Linked DNA regions of Mus musculus: region 2 is linked to region 1. A link is a loop called in an ENCODE intact Hi-C map of the cell type or tissue named here. Cell type or tissue: left cerebral cortex. All regions are shown on one strand.

Region 1 (8,000 bases):
GGAATGGTATTGTGTTACACTGTCACCAGGTCACAACAGACATTAATGTCTTAATCAGAGTAGCTGTGATCACTTGCAAGACAACCTCATCAAGGTGGGCTTGTTTCCCCATAGCAGGGTTAGGGAGAGCCTTTAGCCCAGTCATTCTCAACCTTCCAAATCCTGTGACCCTTTAATATAGATCTTCATGTTGTAGTGACCCCAACTACAAAATTATTTTTGTTGCTACCTCCCAACTCTAATTTTGCTACTGCTATAAATTGTAATATAAATATGTTTTTCTGATGGTTTTAAGTGACTCCTATAAAAGGGTCATTTGACCACAAAGGGGTTAAGACCCACAGGTTGAGAACCTGTGCTTTAGACACTCTCCTGAGTGTAACCACTCCTTCCCTCCTGTGTTCTACTCCCAGTTTTGTGTATTTCTTGCTCAGCTGCATCCAGTCTCAGGAGTTCTTAGGGAATATATAGAATGAAGGCTAACTAAAGGCAGGGGTGGCTCCATTTATACAGCTATAAGGACATTGTCATCCATGCTGGCCTAAGACTTTCCTGTGATGCAACTGTCTTGGAGTCACTCATACTTCAGAAAGTGACCCCTCTTCCATGCTCCGATTCATGAGCTCAGCAAATTAACTGGTTGGCCACAGTGAACTTGGGATGGGGTGGGGGTGAGGTGGGGTAATCGTTCCTTTGAGGAGTATTGGTGCCTTGCCTAGGATATATAGATGTTTGTTCATGTCTTAGCAGGAAAGGTTAACCCAACATCTAAAAAGCACAATTATAGTATCTTAGTAAGCAAAAGCTTTATTTGTCTCCTGTAGAAAGAATCTGGACACATATGGATGCCTCTTTCTTTTGTTTGTCTTTCATAATCTCAAAGAGTTGTTGTGGTCTTCAGTGTCATCATATTGGCTTCCAAGCAAGAGGAGATAAAGGCAAAGGCTGAGTTTAACCTGTGTCTTGTATATGTATATATCTGATAGATACATATTTTATTTATTTATTTATTTATTTACTTACTTACTTACTTATTTGAGACAGGGTTTCTCTGTGTAACCCTGGCTGTCCTGGAACTCACTCTGTAGACCAGGCTGGCCTCCAACTCAGAAATCCACCTACCTCTGCCTCCCACGTGCTGGGATTAAAGGCGTGTGCCACCACTGCCCAGTGATACATATTTTTAAACACTTTTCCTAGAAGTCACATATGATGTCTTCTGTTTATATATGGCTGTCAGAGCTAGTTCATACAATCAGTCATTGGAAAGTATTTCAGGAGGAGTTAAGTCAGTCAGCTGATCAACAATGTCTACTAGAGATATTAACTGAAAGTTAAGAGTCTCCTCTTTTGTTCTTCTCATTGTCTCTTTTGTTCTACTAGTTCTCAACTTTCTATTCATAGCTGGGACTATGTGTAAGTAGCCAGACTGATGGCATTTATAATTATTGTTTACATTTCATATTAACTTTTAGTTTTCCTATTTTCACATTTATGATAAAGTCAAGGCTTCTCAAGTTTTATTAAATATGCTTAGTTACTTACAGTTTGACACTCTTATTTCATTGATTACTGTCTTGTTTTATTATCTTAGATGGAGGGACTAGTACAGTTGTTGCAAAACCCAGATCATATATAAGCACTATTCCAGTTTTCACCTGGTTACTGAGGGAGATATAGTTTAATTAAATGGGCAGTGGTTCAGGCTTCCCTTTCTGATTAGTAAGCTTTACAAGTTGGTTGATTCCATAGATATCACTTCCAAGCTTCATTAGTTTCTAAAGTCATTTATCTACCCCAAATGTTTAAAAACTTTATTGGAACATACTGAATTGACACTAGGACTATGGAATAGAGGTAATGGAAGTTGGAGCATAGGAAAAAGATGGTGGGTACAAAAAAAGGTGAGCTTGACATCTCTGAGTCTTTGCTAGAAGGAAGAGAAAAAGGATCATTGAAATGACGTTATCATTTATATAAAGTTTCAGGACACTCAGGAGACATATATGCCTAAGGTGAGATTTGATAGAACATTTAGATATCAAGTGTTTATCAAGAGGAAACATGTGGGGCCAGGGAATTGGGGATGGGGGACCAGGCCTGGAACAAGAGGGAGATCAAAGTGTGTCCAAACCCTGGAAATCTGTCCAGAGATCAGCAGTAGGATCTAGTCCTTTCCCTCTGCCCTGGGCCTTCATATCCACTTGTAGCCCTTGCTGGCCTACTTCGCCCCAGTGGAGGAGGTCATGTAGCCAGGTTAAACTTCCTTTCCCCTTATAAGGCCAAGTCCAGCAGCACCAGGAACTTCTCATTATGCAAATGAGGCATCCCTAGTGCACTGGCCCTGTCAACGATGTACACTCACTCCACAGTCCCCGTAAACAGCCGCATGAAAATTAGCTGTCTCACTGAAGAGGCCATCCTCACCACTACCTGCGATCTTTTAGCTCCAGCCTTAGGTCTTCCCCCAGGATTCACCAGTAGTGATCAGGCAGATCCTGCTATATGAGAAGTCTGAATTGCAGAGAATCTCTTAAGCCTAGCAGAAAAACCTAACACTGCACCAAGGGAGTAGGACCTTACCACTCCAGACTGGTCAGGATCTTATCAAATTTACCCTCTGGAGCAATATATTTTGCCAAATATAGCTAACTGTGTTCAGTATATGCTCTTACATATCAATAGCTATTACATATCAATAGCTATTACATATCAATAGCTATTGGAAATATTTTGTCAAGTTCCCAATGCACTTGTATGTACACAGAGACAAGGTAGCTATTGAGAAAGGGAAAAAATGGAAAAAAATTGCCTTCCAAAGTTTGCTCTATCACTTGTCAGCTGAAGCAGGATAAGGAATAACGTAAGAGCAATCTCTGTGTTAGATACATAAAAGTCACTCATAGAAATCATTAGTTTAATTTTCTAACTTTCTAAGAAAGTGTTTCTATTTTAAAAATGTTTAGACAAAAAACGTGTGTGTGAATAATGTACAACGTGATGTTTTGCAATACGCAGGCATCATAAATGGGTAGATCTGCTTAACTAAATAATGGTGGATTAATTCAGATGCATTAATTCATGCAGTAGTCATTTGGGGATGAGTGCTCTTAACACCTACTCTTTGCGTTTGCAAAGAAGCCAGACAGATGCAAAGCCAGGTCAGTCACAGTTACGTGTGCCTGAAGATGTGGCTAACTGGCTGTCTGCTTTTTTGCTTCCTTACTTTGTGAGTGGAAAGGCGGATGCTGTTAAGTTTCTGCCACAACTGGGTGGATTAAAAAGACTATCACTGGTGAAACCAATGTTATTTATCATTTCAACCCTCCCTTTAGAAGAAGTCTGTGGTGACCAGACACTTTTTTTTTTTAAATAAGAAAAATCTTTGTGAGCTACTTCCTATGCTTGTACCAGCCCCAGCCTTTCCTCTTGAGATTGGGCCTATAGGTGGCAGCAACTGTAAACTCTTGAGGTGGGGAGCTCTGTGCCAAAAGCTCTCTTGAAATACTTGGAATAGTTTAAATATTCTTTGATATTCAAAAAATGAAATTTTCTCAGATAAGGAAGTGAAAAACCAGCCTTCAGCTGTGACTTGTGAGTAGATTCTCCATAATCCACATTGCAGAGATTAGACAGGACACAGAGCCTTGACAGGCTGTCTCTAGAGGTTTATTCTGTAATCATGGTTGGGGTCAGTCTTGTGACTGGCATGGCCAGATTGGCTATCTTTTCCATAGAATCATTGTGGATAAAAGATTTTGGGTCTACAACAGCCTATGGTATGGCCATCAAGCCCTTTGTGCTAAGCATTCAATAAATGCTGGGGTTTTAACTCCACGCTCGTATGTTCCACTGATTGTGAATGTGAATCACCAAGATAATTCAAGGTTTTGCAAGTCAAAAAATGATAACTTGCATAAATCAGCATATGACTTAAGGGAAACTTATAGACAATTTCCATTATAGTTTGGGTTATTTTATTAAATTTTTTTTACTTATTTATTTTTGAGGGCATGGAATTTTATCTGGCTTTCAAGGTGAGGAACACTTGTATTTTCAGTGATGTTTTCCAAGGGACTGTCAGTTAGGTTCTATTAGTTAGGAGGAGCTGAGACAATATGAACTTTAGATGTCTGTCTATAAGTGATTGATAAACTATATTTGACATGATTAATCTAATCACACCAGTCATTTTCAGGGTTTATAGTCTTGTGGCTCAGTCCTTTGGGAGACAGTGGATTGTATCAGTTATATTTCAGCCAGCTAGACCCAGCCTTTATGTTTCCCCATCCTGACGATAGCCTTAAATGATTCTCCTTTATCCATTGCCCTAAAATGCTGTAAGGAGTAAAAGATTGCTACTTCAAATATAGACCATTGGCCATTGAGCACAAATTGTTTAAATTTAAGTATTTAAATAAAAGTCAAATACATTTAAAAAATATAATCAAAAAGGGATTTTTTTTGGTAGGCATTATTTAGTTGGGCTATTTCAGTTATGTTAATTCATTGGAAAAAGAAAATAAAATAGTATCACTTCTATAAAGAAAGTTTTAGTATGTGCCAATAGCAAGAGATTCACTGAATCAGAACAGATGGAAAGATGATCCAGCGGCTAAGAATGTGTAATGCTCTACAGAGGACCAGAGGTCAGTTTCCAGCACCAAAGACTGGCAGTTTACATGTACCTCCAGCCCGAGGATCTGACGCCCTCTTCTGGCTCCATGAGTACCTGTACTTCTGTGCACATAGCACACAGACACGCAGACACACACACACACGTTAAAAACATCTTTAAAGAAACAGCTAATAAACACTTGAAACAACAATATGAACTAACCAGGACCCCCAGAGCTTGTGTCTCTAGCTGCATATGTAGCAGAAGATGACCTAGTCGGCCATCACTGAGAAGAGAGGCCCCTTGGTTTTGGAAACTTTATATACCTCAGTACAGGGGAATGCCAGGGCCAAGAAGTGGGAGTGGGTGGATAGGGGAGCAGGGCGGAGGGAGGGTATAGGGGACTTTCAGGATAGCATTTGAAATGTATATAAAGAAAATATCTAATAAAAAATAAAAGTAAAAAAAAAGAAAGAAAGAAAGGAAGGAAGGAAGAGAAAGAAAGAAAGAAAGAAAGAAAGAAAGAAAGAAAGAAAGAAAGAAAGAAAGAAAGAAAGAAGGAAGGAAGGAAAGGAAGGAAGGAAGGAAGGAAGGAAGGAAGGAAGGAAGGAAGGAAGGAAGGCAGGCAGGCAGGCAGGCACCCATGTTATAGATTTCAGGATTTTTTTTTTAAAGTAAGGTATTGACATTTTAGGTTATAAGCTTGGCAATAGCTCATAAATTTTATCTTGAAATACGGCTAAGATGGAATTGAGTGTGAACAACTGAATATCATTTGTACAGTATTTGGCTAAGATTAAAATTAGAGGGTTAACGCTCTCCTCAGCAATTATTAATTTGTGTTTCCTCGAGTTACTGGATAAAAATTACTGAGGACCCCAAGAATAAGGTTTTGGAAAGCAGATACATCACATGACATAGGCAATGCTGCGTGACCCATCTAGTAAGGGCGCCAAAGTGAAAGAGAGGGCTTCAGACAGACGGGCATATTCTGTAGAGAACTCCCTTGTTGTCTCTGCACTTGAAAATACAGTAGGTCTCATTTAATCTCCGAATCCTTATCTTCAAAGATAAGGATTTCCCCCCAATGATTGCTTTATTATTGCTTCAAAGCTTATAAAAAGTGTAACAAGTCACGGCTTATAGATATTAAGAATGCTGTCACTGTACTTTGCAAATTTAAATTTATTATTGCTAGGTAATATGTATGTCAGGTCTTACAGACACACACACACACACACAAAGTAGAATTACTGCTTATTAAACATTCCGATTCCAGACTCCTTTCCTCTTGGGAAGTAGGTCATCTTTTCACATCCTCTGACTTGTTCCCAGTCAGGGCATATCCCTGATGGGTTTCTCTCTTACTCTGAGCTTGGTAACCTGCAGCCATGTGGTCCCAGGGGAAACATCCCCAGCAACGTAGAAAATAAATTTTCTCCCCTCCATCAGCCCTGTTATTTTGGAGGTGAAAAAGACTGAATGCTTCTAAGATCAGTGCCTTCTTCCTCAATCAATTCCTTCTCTGTGATATTGTGGGGAATTCCACATTTTAAAATGCCTTTTTTCCCTTGCCCAAACATTAATCAACACGCACTCACACATGTCTGCATGTATGTTCACACTCAACCTTCATTTAAACTTCGATGAATAGTAGTAGTACTTTACGTAAGGAGTCTCTTTCTGTATCAATTAGATTAATTGTAAGGTTGGGAGTAGGGTATATGCATGTGTGTGTATGAACAGGTATGCCTACTGGTACATAAGACTCTGAAGGATATATATAAATATATATATATATATATATATGCTCTGAAGGCTATATACATATACATGTACATATACATATACACACACACACACACACACACTTTGGAAATGCTTCTCTATCGCTCTCCATTTTATTTTTTAATACAGGGTTTCTCACTGAATTAGGGGCAAACTACTTCTGATAGGCTGACTAGACACTGAGTCCCTGCAATCTACCTGCTTCTGCCTCTCCACCCCATACTGAAATTACAGATAAACAACAGGCTTGACTTTGCTGTGGGTGGTGGGGGATCTGCTCAGATCTCCATGCTTGCGAAGCAAAACTTTTACCCACCAAGAACCACTCCCCCAATCCCCAACTGTAACGTATTAAATGTGTGTCATTGGAAAGAATGGCAGAGTTGATTAAGACCACCATTGGTGGCCTCAACATAGCAGTATTCATTATGAATCTAAGTCCTAATGTCTAGGGTAGCTATCAGCTCCACCAGGCAAGAATTCCCACCTGTTTTGTTCTTTTGGTTTCACTAGCACGTTGATGGAGTTTGGTAGCAAAGAACTGCTTAACAAATATCTACTAGATTCATGAAAACTCCTGGAACAGATAATAATGATTTTTGTTGTGTAAAAAGAAAAAAAAAATCTATGACTTCCAGTTTAGAATTCAGACTTGCAAACATAGTGGTATTCTGCTCATTACATTCCTTTCTTTCCCAGAGACCTCCCCTGTTCTTATTCCCTGTTCTGAACTCTAGTTTTTCTGGGACCAGAAGGGCACCATTTTTTTTCTCTGTGTGTTCAGCAAATCTATCTTTACAAACCTAAGAAAGGAAGCTCTCAGGTTTTACTCACACTGGAGTGTTCCAAGGCATTTCCAAAGCATTGCTGTCCACTTGAGCAGCCGATAATAGTCCTTTGATGTAGAGCTTTGAACAAGAGATAAGAAATAGTTATCTAACCATAGCCTTTACTGATAGTCAACAGGACCTTCTTGCTAGTTAAGCCATTAGATATTAGTTTCCATGTTGTTATCCAATCAACAGGAAAACTCCTCCCCACATTGTGTAGAGGCCATAGAACGTATTTTCAAATTCCAAACTTCTCTCCAAGACTTCTGTATTTCTTTAATGGCTCCCCCCTTTAACCAAGGCATATTGCAATCTATAAACACAAACAGTAGTGATTTTCTACATGAGCCCCATTTTCTTAGGCTGTATTGTTTGAAATTAGATAGAGTGGAATTTTACAAATCTTTTCTTTTGGTTAAATAGTTTCAAACAAGATTCCAACAGCAAAGGTGTTGTTTCAAAAAAATGTCAGTCACAGACATTGGGAAACTTGTCCCAACTAAGAAAACTTGATGAAGCCACAGTTGATGATGTTGAGACATGCAGTATGTTCGTTTGGGGAGTGGGGTAAATGACCCTGTGTGTTTGAGAGTCTTCTGCTATATTCTCATGCTATAAATGGCCTTCATGTAAATACCCAGAAATGGGTTAATATTGCTATAGAAAAGGTTACTTTTTATCTTTAAGAGATTTTTCTTAATTGTCTAAACCCACTTGTGATAATAACTTTTGACATTAATGTGTAATTTCAAAGTGAGATATCA
Region 2 (8,000 bases), 450 kb after region 1:
AAGCTAAACACTCCTCTTTATAATGCTAGACGTCCATTGGCCTCCCCCCCCCCCCCACTTATTTAAACGTTTATTTTTGCAATCCGTTTGTTGCAACAAATGGCCCTTATCCGGTTCTCCCTGTTTTTGAAAGGAAGATGACGGGGGTGGGGGTGGGGTGGGGGTGGGGGCAGTTTCTAAAGCATTGGTCCATTGGCTCAATGATTTTACAGGTACCAGTTCTTTTCTAAGGTTCTGCAGCAATTTGATGGGGGCTTCGGATGTTACCGCATTTGTTTCTTCTGAGAGCCCGTTTTTTTTTTTTTTTTTTTTTTTTTTTTTGGAGTTTTGATGAGACCAGTAGTTTTTCTTCAGTCTCTTGATTTAGGAACTCCATGCTAGAGTCTTTGCCACCATAGAGGAGATCTTTTCTCTTCAGAAAAAACAATTTGCAACTTTTCAGTCTCTTTGGGGGTCCTTGTGTGTCTATCTTCCTCCTTGGATATGTTTACTCTCCAGATAAGAGCAGCTAGCCTCTGATTTCTTTGCCAATGATTAAACATCTGTAAGGGACACAGGATATAAAAAGAATTCTCTTCTGTAATGATTAGTGTGTTTCTTTGTTTTATAAATAGCTAGTATTGAGAAAAGGATCCATTTTTAATGAGAACCATAATAGAAGTTATTCTAAAAATTTTTAAAAATATGACAAGATATTTTCTAATAAATCATAGAATGCCTTCCTAGAAATTAGGGTTTTCATATCTTGTATACAATAAGAGTTAAGAAAGAAACATACTTTAGGGCCTCTGATTTTTACATACTATATATATTTCAAATCATTTAAACATAAGCAGCTCATCTTAAAATTAATTCTAAGGTTATTAATATCCCATTGTACAACATACCTTGATTACTATCATTGTTTAGAAGTATCGTTTGTCATGATTCAGTAGTAGAGGAGAAATGATGGATGGAGTAGTGGGATGTTTAGTGTCTAATTACCGATGAATTTCTTTTTCTTCCTGATTTGGTTAGAGGTTATCCGTGACTAGATGCTTGTCATGAAAGGCATGTCTACAGGAAGACGGTGAAATTCCGTTTGCAGTAGAATCACTGTTGTTGTATTTGCAGGGAAGTACACTGCTGTGGTAGCACAAATAAGTCAAAGTTTGTGCCACATGGTTAGGTCAGTGTACTTTGTACACTCACAGTGTCCCCCCGGACTGTTTTAACAGTGAGTTCAGCAGTGGGTGTGGTTTCCATATGAATAGCTCTTCCTCCTATGGCCGTTGTTCACTCTGAGACTGTTTGGATATAACTTCTCCTCAGGTTCAACATTTGAGGCTCAAATGTGATCTATCTAGGAGGAATTCTTGAGAACTGTATTAACATGTTTGAAAGAACTGGATTTACTGAACACACTACTGTGTCAGAAAGGATTCCTTGAACGCTTGGACGGTTTCTAAACATAGTTTATAAATAAGGATATAAATTATCTGTGAATTAACACACAAACGACTTGGAAATGTCGAGGGCTCTGTCGTCTAGATGACTCATTTCACCCCCATTGAGTCACAGCTTCCTCTTGCTAACAGATGCTTAGAAATGGACTGGTTCGGTGAATTTCAAAGCAGCTGGAACCTCCGTGGCCTTAGCATCTCCTTTTCTGGATCACTGCGGCCTCTGGGCCACATGTAGGGGTGAGCTAGGGAGAAAGGAGCTGTGCGCAGACTTGCCTCCTGGCCTCCTGCTTGGCTGCCACTCACACAGCTTGCCCCCAGAATGGACTTCCTGTGTTGTCAGTCTTACTCAGTATCTCACCAAGCACTCTTTGTCACTCAGCCTGAGACAGAAAGGGGCGAGATAACAAATCTAGACTGCTTGTGTTGATTTTGTGGATAACCTAAAGGGCTCTCGGGGGGGGGGGGGGGGGCCCACCTCTACTTCGGCAACAGCCTTTCCTGTGACATTGAGCCAGGCTTTGGACATCCCGTTCCTTGGTTTGTGTCAATGAGGAATGAGGACCGCGGTGCTGTGTCCTCTTACTTTATTACAAAGTGCAGTAACTCGAACATTTTTCTGAACATTGAAAGCCCTTAGCAAAGAAAACATAACGAAACGCAAATTACAACCACCACAAGAGACAGACGGTCTTTTCTGTTCTCAGGAGATGGGAAGGAAATCACAGCTCACTAATTACATTCTTTACCTCCAAAAAGAATATGTTGTAGTCATGTAAATAAGGTCTTCCCTTCCGTCATCCTTCCAGTTTCCCCTATTATTATTGTTGTTGTTATTGTTATTATTTGCCCACATCACCATCCTCTTCCTGCAGATTTCCTTCTTCTACGTGGGAGACCTTAACACTTATATGGGGTCAAAGTTCAACAGCAACTGGCATTAGTCAAGAACGTGTCTAGTAGGCACCGAGACAAATAAGGAGATCAACTGAGTGATGGGACTGCATAGCAAGTCATGGTGTGTTGGCTTCAGCAAATTCCCTGGGTTCAGAAATGAATTCACAGAGGTAGCGTTGGCAAGCAGGGTCTCTGGACTTTGGTGTCTTTATATCCTAGGATGCGTATTTATCCGGAGCTCTTTGCAAAGGGATTGGACAGGATGGAAACCATCGAGAAATTGAAAGATTCTTCCTGTTGTGTGGGAGAAAGTATCATATCTATACCTGTAGCCTTTACCTTCCTTTGGTTAAACAATGAAAGTAGGCTCAGTGCACCTGGGAGAGAAACACTGGATCATTCCATTGCATTAGAATTTATAAAATATTCCAAAAATTCGAGAATGTATTTTAATTTCACGTAACAAAAAAAATCCCCCTTTAAGCGGTTGAGTTTATTGCTGCTATCTTGTGTTATGAAGACACTAGCAATATCAATCGTGACTTAGAAATCAGTTTACCTCGTCTTCCTCATGACATCTCAGGAAGGGACCTGCACACGGGCTCCCCATGCATCACGCATGCGCACCGTTTCCATGTGGACCGCAGCACCTGCACGGCAGGGCTGAACTCCTGAGCTCTGCACAGGAAGTACTTATACTACGTGTCCTAACGTTGTGCTTATTTCATTTTTCCTCCCAAAGACGTTATTCGATATTGGGTAGGAAACACTCAGAGATGATCCACATAGGACATATATTCACATATACATATACTTTTTAAAAATAAGTTATAAGACACATTCCAGTCTGTTCATAATATGGATCAGAATAGAAGGTAGATTATTAACTTTGTAAGCATTTTTCCCCCGGGTTTGTTTCGCCTTTATACCAGACATGCATTACTTTTTTTTTTTTTTAACTAAAATGTGAATAAAGAAAATGTTTTGACACTTGTTCAATAAAAGTGACTTTTGAGACAATTTACCAGTGGCAAATAATATTTGTGATTTATCATTTTTGTCAATCATGATAAAGGATCTGAAAATCCAGGAGAAAAGGCTTTTTTTTTTTTTTTTTTTTTTTTAAAGGCACACATTCAAACCCACAATGGTTGTGCTCCCTCTGCTGGCTCTACTGGGACAGTTTGGGAGGATAGAATAATAGCAAAGAAAATTCTGATTTTTGTGTGTGTTTTACATATTGTTTTGACAGAGACGTTTCTCCTGACAGAAAGTTTTAGGTTAGTTGGTAACATTTCCCCTAATATTTAGTAGTGATGCTGAAGCAGGCCTAGATTACTGTCATATTTTAAGTGAATTTCCTTTCTTATGTTAAGTAGAGCATAAAATGTAGCAATTATTTCTCCCCCATATTTTCCTCTGTTTGGGTACAGTCTCACTATATAGGCCATGCTGGTCTCGGCCTCCTAAGTACTGGGATTACAGGTGTGTATCGCCATGCCCAGTTCAAAATACAACAATTTTATTTTGTTGAAAAAAATTTTTTTTTTGTTAAAGATAACCTTGTATAACTAGTTATTGATAATTTGGTGTTTTCATCATTCATTCCAGTGTGTGTGTGTGTGTGTGTGTGTGTGTGTGTGGTATATGAAGATGTGTGTCTGTGTGTGTGTGTGTGCATGAGTGTGTGTATGTGTGTGCACATGTGTGTATGTGGTATATGAATGTGCGTGTGTGTGCATATGTGTGTGCCTGTATGAGTCTGTGTTCATGTATGTGGCATATATATGTGTGTATGTGTATGTATGTGTGGTATGTGCACAGGGACATGTAAAGTACAGCTCAGGTGTGATTGATTAATGACTGCTTGTGAGAATACAGTTTCTTCTTCTACCGTGGCTTCCAGTGAATCTCAGGAAGCAAACTCAGGGTATCAGGGGTGGAAACAAGCACCCTTAGCTTCTGATCGGTCTCGCTGGTTCTGTAACTGAGTCTAACCGTTCATTTGTTTACCTGTCCATCAGGCTCACACCAGAAAATAACCAGATGGGGATGATATCAACATAGGCTATTGCATTTAAGAAACCACTTTGTTAGATAACGTTCGTCTATATCTTCCTGTAGTATAGATATTTGGAATTGCTCAGGTAATATAACTTTTCATGGTCTAGAAATTAGAACTAAAGGTTCTCAGAATTACCCATTTTCTTTCTGGAATGTTGACGTTCACATCTCAGTGATGATCCATAGATACTGTCATTTAACAAATGCTTGCATTACATCACTGAATTCTTTGCTGTATTCTGTTATAACATTCTACACCATGTCTTAAAAAGTGTTCGATGTGGGCTGGAGAGATAGCTCAGCAGTTAAGAGCACTGACTGCTTTTCCAGAGGTCCTGAGTTCAATTCCACTGTTGTGCCTGAAGACAACAACAGTGTACTTACATATATAAAATAAATAAATGTTTTTTTAAAAAAGTGTTTGATGTGAAGCTTGTCTGTATTGAATTCAGCTCCTTCTACTGGTCTTTGCCTTTAGGTGAACATCAGTCAAGTAGCAGGTAATAAATGAGCTGGTTCCTAAAGGATGTGTGCACTCAGCAGGGAGGTTTTGAGGAGGTTGAGAGGCTCTAAGGACTTTTAGAAGAGTCAAAGAGAGAATCACTGCTTCTAGGAAAGGCCAGACTGCTAGGAAAAGGGGTGGGGAATAAGGAAAAGATGGGGGCGCTGTGTAGCAGGGAGGATAGAAACAGCATTTCCTTACCTGAGAAACCCTCCCCCTAAATATTTATCTTTGTGAGGAAATGCCCTAACAAGTAATGACGTAAACAAGTTAACATCCGCAGTTCATTTTCAGACCCTGCAAATCATCACCAAAAAGAAGGTGTGGGTCAGAGGCAGCTAACGTCAGGGAGAAGCGGTTTCAAAAGAAGCAATTCAGCTGTAGCTGCTAGAGTTCTGGCGTGGCATGGGAAGGCTCTGGAATGACTGATGATGTGGAGGACACTAGGGATGGAGCAGAAACAGATCCTTGGGTTTTAGTGCTGAGGAAAAGGACCATCGGGCAGTGTGTCAAGGCAAAGGTAAAATGTGTTCGCTACGGCTGGCTGGGTGATGACGTCATCAGGAGTCAGGCTCTGGAAGCTGGGCTGTGAGCTGTCAAGGCCAAGACTGATTCGATGCTGACCACACTGTGTTGCTAAATTCTTTCATCTCTCATCTGGAAAACACATATGAGAAACACATACGTTTACATACACGAGTGAAATTCGGACCTAGAGGTGTCCCAGAGAACTGCACCAAAACAGCAATGTTAGGAAATATCGTTAGACAGAGATGGGCCATGCCCCTGGCTTCTTAAACCATGTTGTATGGGCCCGCATTTATCGAACCTGCTCACAGAGTGATTCTGCGTTAGAGACTTGAGAGTAAAGAGATGACATAACCTCATTTTCAAACAGCGTTTATGTGCACGGCCAGTGCCATAGAACTGCTTTCCAGCCAGGCAGCGGTGGCCCACACCTTTAATCCCAGCACTTGGGAGGCAGAGGCAGGCAGATTTCTGAGTTCAAGGCCAGCCTGGTCTACAGAGTAAGTTCCAGGATATCCAGAACAACACAAGAAACCCTGTCTTGAAAAAACAAACAAACAAAAAACAACAACAAAAGAACTGCTTTCTAATTATTTATTTATTTGTTTTCAGTTCTGTCTCTTAGGTATTATGTTTTAAGCTTCTTTTTTTTTCCCCCATTTTTTATTAGGTATTTAGCTCATTTACATTCCCAATGCTATACCAAAAGTCCCCCATACCCACCCACCCCCACTCCCCTACCCACCCACTCCCCCTTTTTGGCCCTGGCGTTCCCCTGTACTGGGGCATATAAAGTTTGCGTGTCCAATGGGCCTCTCTTTCCAGTGATGGCCGACTAGGCCATCTTTTGATACATATGCAGCTAGAGTCAAGAGCTCCGGGGTACTGGTTAGTTCATAATGTTGTTCCACCTATAGGGTTGCAGATCCCTTTAGCTCCTTGGGTACTTTCTCTAGCTCCTCCATTGGGAGCCCTGTGATCCATCCATTAGCTGACTGTGAGCATCCACTTCAGTGTTTGCTAGGCCCTGGCCTAGTCTCACAAGAGACAGCTACATCTGGGTCCTTTCAATAAAATCTTGCTAATGTATGCAATGGTGTCAGCGTTTGGATGCTGATTATGGGGTGGATCCCTGGATATGGCAGTCTCTACATGGTCCATCCTTTCATCTCAGGTCCAAACTTTGTCTCTGTAACTCCTTCCATGGGTGTTTTGTTCCAAATTCTAAGGAGGGGCATAGTGTCCACACTTCAGTCTTCATTCTTCTTGAGTTTCATGTGTTTAGCAAATTGTATCTTATATCTTGGGTATCCTAGGTTTGGGGCTAATATCCACTTATCAGTGAGTACATATTGTGTGAGTTCCTTTGTGAATGTGTTACCTCACTCAGGATGATGCCCTCCAGGTCCATCCATTTGGCTAGGAATTTCATAAATTCATTCTTTTTAATACCTGAGTAGTACTCCATTGTGTAGATGTACCACATTTTCTGTATCCATTCCTCTGTTGAGGGGCATCTGGGTTCTTTCCAGCTTCTGGCTATTATACATAAGGCTGCTATGAACATAGTGGAGCATGTGTCCTTCTTACCCGTTGGGGCATCTTCTGGATATATGCCCAGGAGAGGTATTGCTGGATCCTCCGGTAGTACTATGTCCAATTTTCTGAGGAACCGCCAGACTGATTTCCAGAGTGGTTGTACAAGCCTGCAATCCGACCAACAATGGAGGAGTGTTCCTCTTTCTCCACATCCACGCCAGCATCTGCTGTCACCTGGATTTTTGATCTTAGCCATTCTGACTGGTGTGAGGTGGAATCTCAGGGTTGTTTTGATTTGCATTTCCCTAAAGATTAAGGATGTTGAACATTTTTTCAGGTGCTTCTCTGCCATTCTGTATTCCTCAGGTGAGAATTCTTTGTTCAGTTCTGAGCCCCATTTTTTAATGGGGTTATTTGATTTTTTGAAGTCCACCTTCTTGAGTTCTTTATATATGTTGGATATTAGTCCCCTATCTGATTTAGGATAGGTAAAGATCCTTTCCCAATCTGTTGGTGGTCTTTTTGTCTTACTGACGGTGTCTTTTGCCTTGCAGAAACTTTGGAGTTTCATTAGGTCCCATTTGTCAATTCTCGATCTTACAGTACAAGCCATTGCTGTTCTGTTCAGGAATTTTCCCCCTGTGCCCATATCTTCAAGGCTTTTCCCCACTTTCTCCTCTATAAGTTTCAGTGTCTCTGGTTTTATGTGAAGTTCCTTGATTCACTTAGATTTGACCTTAGTACAAGGAGATAAGTATGGATCAATTCGCATTCTTCTACACGATAACAACCAGTTGTGCCAGCACCAATTGTTGAAAATGCTGTCTTTCTTCCACTGGATGGTTTTAGCTCCCTTGTCGAAGATCAAGTGACCATAGGTGTGTGGGTTCATTTCTGGGTCTTCAATTCTATTCCATTGGTCTACTTGTCTGTCTCTATACCAGTACCATGCAGTTTTTATCACAATTGCTCTGTAGTAAAGCTTTAGGTCAGGCATGGTGGTTCCACCAGAGGTTCTTTATCCTTGA

The links. A loop is a pair of places that touch in the nucleus more often than their neighbours do. Peaks named below come from ENCODE experiments on the same cell type or tissue, not always from the same donor. Only the 100,000 strongest peaks of a DNase experiment are listed, where the experiment ranks them.
Region 2: a loop joins it to region 1, with 3 times the contacts of the local background. A loop is called at or near these places in 4 of 42 quality-filtered maps.

Annotation. Positions count from the first base shown.
Region 1 is chr14:105,471,721-105,479,720 of GRCm38, forward strand. No RefSeq gene overlaps it. Among named protein-coding and RNA genes, the nearest start is that of 4930449E01Rik, 23 kb to the right of the region's middle. In left cerebral cortex, a CTCF peak has its summit at 3,444 (motif pointing right); a DNase peak (open chromatin) is centred at 3,455; H3K27ac peaks cover 254 bases.
Region 2 is chr14:105,921,421-105,929,420 of GRCm38, forward strand. No RefSeq gene overlaps it. Among named protein-coding and RNA genes, the nearest start is that of Spry2, 29 kb to the left of the region's middle. In left cerebral cortex, a CTCF peak has its summit at 3,514 (motif pointing left); DNase peaks (open chromatin) are centred at 1,617 and 3,511.